Linked DNA regions of Mus musculus: region 2 is linked to region 1. The links are chromatin contacts, found by POLR2A ChIA-PET in ENCODE. All regions are on one chromosome and are shown on one strand. Each heading gives the region's core, a stretch centred on a gene start or an enhancer-like site at or near the end of the contact. The rest is flanking DNA. Distances are from core to core; before and after follow the strand shown. Region 1 holds the start of Tmem209 (transmembrane protein 209). Region 2 holds the start of Mest (mesoderm specific transcript).

Region 1 (3,607 bases), core at 627-3,126:
AGAATTCACCAACCCAGGGGAAAGGCCACCAGAGAGAATAAGATGAAGCCACATAGACAAGCCAACACCACCTGTCTCAGAAGAAACCAGCCCTCCTCACATTCTGGTCTTAGATTCCATCTTCCCAAACCCTGTGTGGGAACAAAGTCTGGTGTTTTGGGGTTTTTTTTAAAGTACTGCCTAACTTTTTCTTTTGAAGGAGGCACTGGTGTTCTGGGATATTTGGTTATGATAACTCTAATAATACATAATGGTAACTATCAACTTCAGTGTGGCAAGTGTTTTTTAAGCCCCGGAAGAAATACACATTAGTTTATGGGTTACATTAAGAGAAAGAGATAGAGCCGGGCGTGGTAGCGCACGCCTTTGATCCCAGCACTCGGGAGGCAGAGGCAGGAGGATTTCTGTGTTCGAGGCCAACCTGGTCTAAAAGTGAGTTCCAGGACAGCCTGGGCTATACAGAGAAACTCTGCCTCGAAAAAAAACAAAAAAAGAGCAAGAGATAGAGAGGGAGGGAGCGGGAGAGAGAGGGAGAGGGAGAGGGAGGGAGAGACAGAAAGACAGAGAGACAGAGAGACAGAGAGAAACCACACCAAGGGCTGGTGAGATGGCTCAGCAAGTAGGAGCACTGACTACTCTTCTGAGGGTCCTAAGTTCAAATCCCAGCAACTGCATGGTGGCTCACAACCACCTATACTGAGATCCGACGTCCTCTCCTGGTGTGTCAGAAGACAGCTACATTGTACTTATGTACAATAATAAATAAATCTTTGGGCCTTTTTAGATAGACTTACATGTGGAGAAATGAGCTGTCATTTTGGATTTGACTGTATACTGACAGAATTGAACCTGTTCTCTTGGAACAATTGTCAAGTTAGTTCATCTCCAAATCTATGTCCAGATCCAAACATTGTACTAAGACAATATAAACATGATTTTAAAAAAAACCTAAAAACCTATTAGCTCTTTAAGAGCATACACTATGCACTACCACAATGAAACTTCATTTTCTTCTGTTTAATCTTGATATTTAGTTACTATCTTGAGACAATGTCATTATGGCTAGCTTTGGAACTCCAGAGGCACTTGCCCCCGCCTCTCGATTGCTGGGATTAAAGGCATGTATGTACCAAGGCCTGGCTGGCACACTTCTCCAGGCACTGGCTACGCTGGCCACTAGTTGGGCCAGTGCTGCCACTCCCAAGAAAGCTCTTCCAGAGTTGGACTTGCTTCCCTGTCCTCACCTGCAGGACACAGGCAAAGCTCTTTAGAACAATAGCCAGGAAGCCAAGCCCCCATCCCTGCCTCGTACTCCACACATGGCGTATTGTCAGAACTTGCACTAGCTACTAAGGAAAACCACTCACCTCCCTGGTGACTCTTTTCTCAGTTCTTTCAAAGAACATTCAGGGCAAAGGTGGGGTTTTGTTTGTTTGTTTGTTTTTAACCCCAAAACCACCACTAACTTCAATAGAACGTTCCAGTTTTTCTTCCTAATGCTGCATCCTCATAAGGTGGATATTTGAGAATTTACATTGGGTCAAACCAATTGAGGGAGAAAACACTTCAAAAGAGGAAAAATGCTTTGTCATTGCTGAGTGTGTCTAACACATCAGGCATGCTTGTATCCTACCAATTAGCCGTAGGGGGCCCTAGATAAAGCTACAATTAGTAATATCCAAACTTCAGCTTGCTACAATCATTACTTTTTACTAAGTGTTCAGAATCTGGTCTGAATTTTGCAGCTCAGCCTTTTCCTGCAGCTAAGTAGGAGGCACAAATCCGAGGGCGTTCCCCTGGCAACGATCGCGGCTCGGGTCCTTCTGCCCCACCCCTCTCCCTCTCGCGAGAAGAGAGGGCCCGGTTCTTCCGGTAACTGTAGCCCGGCTTGCCCGCCGCCGCCGCCTTAGTCTTGCCTCTGCGCATGTGCAGTAGGGAGTGGCGCGAGTCCACGGCTTCCTGCTGAAGAACATGGTGCGTTTGGGGGGGTTGTCTTGTGCTTCCTGGACATGGAGTCCGTGCTGTTCCCTCAGAGTTCCAAACCTAAAGTTGTGCCTGAGGTTCAGCCAGGGGATGATGTAGCTAGGAATCTTGCCACTTGTAGTGCAAGGGAAGAAAGACACATGAAGGATAATTATAAAGCTCGTACTGAGGTAGCCAGGGAGGGAAGCTCTCCGAGGAGAGTTTTGGCGCGGGGCAGGAAGGCGGGAAGGATGCTAATGTGCTCTAGAATATGACTCCCGGGAGCTGCCCTCTCAGTGATTGCAGAGCTGAGCCTAGCGAGACAAAGGAGATGACAGTTTTAGTAACCCAAACTGAACGCACGTGTTCCCGTTCCCGTCTCTCTCTTGACTCTTCACGTGAATAGTACCCGTCCACCCCGTGAGAAAAGCTTTACAATTTCATCACCAAAAGGAGATGCTAAGCCTGTATCACTCCATGGTCAAGGTTAGGGTCTGACACAGTAATGACAAAAGTTGATATCTGGTGTCTCTTCATCTAGATGTAGTAACTCGAAGCAGAGACAAAAGAACTCTTTGCGAACTTAATAACAAACCATTACATTATGTAGCAAAACATTTTAATTTATTGGAACCATTAGCTTCTCTGAAATAACCAGCAAGTTCCCTGCTGATTTTTCTGTGGTACCTAAGAAGATATTTCAGGGTTGTGTATACTAATATTAAAGTTTCATATACTAATATTAAAGGGGAAAGTTGGGGAGAAATTTTAAAGAAGAGAAAAGTTGGGGGGGGGAGCAGTTACTTTACAACAGACATTTTTGATTTCTTAAGAGTAGTTTCTTTTCATTTCAGGCTGTTTTGTTTTTTTGTTTTTTGTTTTGCCTTTGAATAGATGCAAGGAGACGTAAGCCCCAATCCTTCCCTTATTGACAGAACCATCAAGATGAGAAAAGAAACAGAAACTAGGAAAGTGGTTTTAGCTTGGGGACTCCTAAATGTATCCATGGCTGGAATGATATATACTGAAATGTAAGTTAATCAGCCCATAAGTGAAAATTTTAACTATTGTTGGCTGGCACTGTGGCTTTTTATATTTGTTTTGGTTTTAAGTGTTTGGTTGGTTTGTGGTGGGCGTGTTATTTATTTATTTAAATAACTGGAAAGCCTTTCTAATCTTTTCAGGACTGGAAAGTTAATCAGTACATATTATAATGTGACATACTGGCCCCTCTGGTATATCGGTAAGTAATTTCCACTATAATTTAGATTTACTACATATGAAAACTTGCTTGTAAATTTAATTCAGCTTAGTATTCATTCTTTTATTCAGACAAATGAGTTCTTACTCAGTTTCCCAAAGTCATGAGTCTAGTGAAGGAACGAGGTAACCCCTTTTATGGAAAGAACATTCTAGTAGGAGGCTGAGTCAGAAGGATTACTTCAAGTCTGAGGCCAGCCTGGGATAAATTGCAGAACCCTGTCTCAAAAACAAACAACAACAAAAACACACCAAAATAGAAGCCAGGTATGGCAGAATATCTAGTCCCGGTACTTGGGAGGGAGAAGGAATCAGACATGGAGGCCAGCCTGGCACCTGAGACCACCTCTCTAAGGTCAAAGCTATAAACAATACCGAGTTGGGA
Region 2 (3,607 bases), core at 459-2,958, 230 kb before region 1:
GTGTGTGTGGGGGGGGTGTTCTCTGTAAACCTGAAATGGTGGGTAAAAACCAGCACCCCTTAGGAACCTCAGCTGCCTGCCTCAACTTTAGTCAGCGCTGAGACTTTTTTTTCCTTCCTCCAAAGTCACTGTCCAATAAAGACACAAGGCTTTGGTTCTACCTTTTGAGGCTATACTAGAAATGCCTGGCACAGTGCCAGAACACGATGGTTTTTATCTCAGTCTGTTATCCACTAACGGGTTTTAAGGCTGAACCTCTTTGAAAAGCAAAAGCATTAGGTTTGGGGGAGGGGGGGGTCTTTTTGTTGTTACTGCTCATTTCCTCAGAACCCATTTGGTCCTGTTACCTGTTCATACATTTTCATGTAGCCTCTGGGGCATCCTTGCTGGACTCACTGAATCCGCAGTGACTCAGCAGAACGCCGGGGAGGGGCGCCTACTGCAGAGTGAACAGGGGCTTCCTGCTGGCGCAGGGAAACAGAGGTGCCACACCCACGCTCTCCGGACCATACCTCAGTGCACCTCCTCCATGCAGGAAAGGGGGGACAACCCCCCCCCCCAGCCATTCTCAGCTTTAGTTACCTTGGTAAAAATACCCCAAACATTTTAAGATTTTTAGCAGTCAAGGAAACTAGCAATCGGACCAAAAGGTTTAAACAATAATTTTTAAGTCCACTCTCTAATATTTGATGGTACCATGATTTAGAGCAAAAATTCAACACACTCGCACAACAAACTTTACGTGCCTTGATTTCTTACTGCTTTAAATGATGTAAAAACATATTTATCTAATACCACCAAACCAGCCCACCTGACTCATTCTTATTGAGAACTACGCTGTGCACCCACAAACCAAAGCAAACAATTCTTTTTACATTTTAAGAGCCTGGCCGCGTGCCGGTGTCCCCCGGGGTTTCCATTTCTGGCTCCCAAACAACACTTATAGCCGTGGCCACACTGCGCGGCACGATCTAGTCGCACCTATGCGGTAACCCTGCCATTGTGAGTCCAGAACCTGGAAATTTTAAGTCGCTCTGTGACAATCTCAGCTCCTGAATTCCTAAATCACATGCCGTGGTCTAGAAATCTTAAATCACGCCACAACAATGACCAGCTCTGAAGATCCTAGAACACACCAGGCATTACCAAGGTTCTCGAATCCTAAGTTGCTTCACCACCACCTCCTAAATCGTACCACAACGAAGACCCAGACAAAAAAAGGCTAATTCTCACATGTTAATGCAAAAATCCTCAAATTCGTAAATCTCACGCGACTAAACCCTGGTTCTAAAAATCATCAGTGAGGGCGATTCCGAGAGTTTGGGCTGGGCGGCAACCTTTGGATAAGGATTTTTGCCTCCCGCATCTCCGGGGTGCGGGCCGGCCACACCCCCTCTGGCGGCACGGGCTGGCAGCACCCACCTGCGCAAGCGATCTCGGCGCACCATGGCCGCATTATCCCATGCCGCCCGCCGCAGGATTGCGGATCACAGGGCGCGCCGAGGCGCCCGCAGCGATACAGGATCGGAGGTGGCGTCTGCGCAGCCTACGGTCCGCGCAGGGCGGCCCGCGGCAGCGGCAGCAGAGGCAGCAAGCAGCAACTCGGGCGAGCCTGCAGCACTACGCCGTTTGGCGAGGTGCGGCTGCCGCAGAGGAAAGCTGCTGCGCCTGAGAAGAAGCACCGGGATGTGCTGGTGGCCGAAGCAGAGAGGAGCAAGCAGGCACCGACTTTTAAAGCCCACTGAGCCCCGCCTCTAACCCGCCCATCCTGCCGCAGCGCCCCTCCTTCTCGCTCCCGCCGCAGAGCCCCTCCCCACCGCTGCAGAGAGGGGGGGCCTTTCCCGTGGGCGCCTCCAGGGGTATTGACCCGCTACCCCCTCTTTCCTTATAGATCTCTAATCCTGAACCCCAGATTCTAGTGAAGAAAGCCTTCCCATGTGTTAATGCCGCGGGCAAGGATGACAAACGTCTGAGAGAGTCCCTCCCCAACATATCCCTTGGACCACGCACTGGTCCCTAGACCCTGGAAGACATAAAACACCCCAAAGCTGGGGTTCTTGTTGCGGCACCCACTTCTTTTCTACCTCCTACGTGTGTTTTGAGCCCTAAGAGTGAGTACGCATCTAAAAATTCGGGTCACCAATGCGCGGCAACCCCAAGCCCTTAGCCCATGATAACAAAGAAGGAAGGGCACACTAAATGGCTAGGGAATGGACAAATTCTCTGGTATCAGTGGCTAAGTGGACACATTCATGGACAGGCTGCGATCACATAGAATGGGCCAAAGTCACCACCACGGTGGCACCGGTACACTTCCTTTGCCGCAGCACAACGTGGTCCACATGCCAGAAGCTGCTGCAGCGCCCTTCTGGAGCAGCGTTGGGGACCGTTCATTGGGGGCACAAGCCTCCTTTACGTGCAACACAATCACAGTGCAAACACCCTAGAGGTGCGGACAAAACTGTAGATTTTTTTTTAATCCCAAATCCCTTAAAAGTCATCTTTCACACCTTCGCAAAGTGCGGAGCATCGTGATGCCTGTGTGAGGTTTGGAACCGTTCCCTGAAATTCTAGCAGCCTAGGCACGGGCAAGCTAGGGATGCTGCGAACGCAGGCTGGCCCAGCGGGGGCGCTGCAGGCCTCTCTTCGGAGCCTGGTTTGCTGCAGCTTTGGCTTTGCAATGTCCAAGCCCAACCGTGCAGTCGATCAAGATTGGGCCAGAGAACTGCAATGGGTCAGTCGAACCCTTGGGGGATCTAACCTGTGGGTATCTTCCCATGTTCGGGGAGTTCGTGACCACCCAGCTGACACTGAAAATGCCAGCACCTGAGAGAGGGTCATCAGAACACGTAATGCGGTCCAGGGTATACTTCTTCGGGGACCGCAGGAAACAAATGCTTGTGTGGAGCCTCCGCAGGCGATGCACAAGATTGTGAAGTGAATGAGGGATCGAAGGGTGGCACTTTTTTACATTTTCTTTTTGATTTCAGAATATTTTCTGTCATGTCGGGCCCTTCTTTCTCAGCCTAAGACCCTCAAAGTCTGAAACCATGTCTCATTAACCTTTTGTATCCCAGATCCCGCCATGGGGTGGGCAACAAAGCAGGCCCCTAACAAATACCGCATGAATAAGTTCAAGAATTTGAGGGCGCACAGGGGAGGAAGTAATTAAGGGGAGGGAGGAAGGGGTTGTCTTGAGTGATGAATAGACATTTACCAGAGACAAAGAACATTCCAGCCCGAGGGGACGGCTTTCGCCAAGCACCCGGGGCTCTGCACCGTAACCTTTGGTTTTTTTCTTTAAAAAAAAAAAAAAAAGTGTTTCCTTTGGGCGCCAGCGCCGACTGGGGGCTGGGGGCGGAGAGGTGGGGTGGAGGGCAGACCAGAAAGAGTAGTTCATCAGAAGGAATGTGGAATGTGTCCTAAATGAGAAGCTACGGATGTTTAAATCCTGTAAGACCGCAATTTAAATTCACCCCTTTACAAGTAGAGGATTACCTACCTATATTAACTAACAACCAAACCTTTTAAAGACTGAATTACTTAGCAAAATTTGCACTGGTGTTTTCTACAGAGTAAAGCCATTCTGATCTTAACAAGTTCCCGC

The links. ChIA-PET counts read pairs that join two places held with the same protein, here RNA polymerase II (POLR2A).
Region 2: POLR2A ChIA-PET joins it to region 1 with 12 read pairs in embryonic stem cell. The contact joins the promoter of Mest here to the promoter of Tmem209 in region 1. POLR2A ChIA-PET finds 5 or more read pairs at or near these places in 3 of 5 experiments (Patski and embryonic stem cell).

Annotation. Positions count from the first base shown.
Region 1 is chr6:30,508,052-30,511,658 of GRCm38, reverse strand. It overlaps Tmem209 (transmembrane protein 209), which reads left to right and starts at 1,876. Exons shown (of 15, transcript NM_178625.4): 1 at 1,876-1,974; 2 at 2,857-2,993; 3 at 3,147-3,205. The coding sequence starts at 1,972. It also overlaps a transcript of Ssmem1 not described here.
Region 2 is chr6:30,736,151-30,739,757 of GRCm38, reverse strand. It overlaps Mest (mesoderm specific transcript), which reads right to left and starts at 1,708. Exons shown (of 12, transcript NM_008590.2): 1 at 1,423-1,708. The coding sequence starts at 1,448.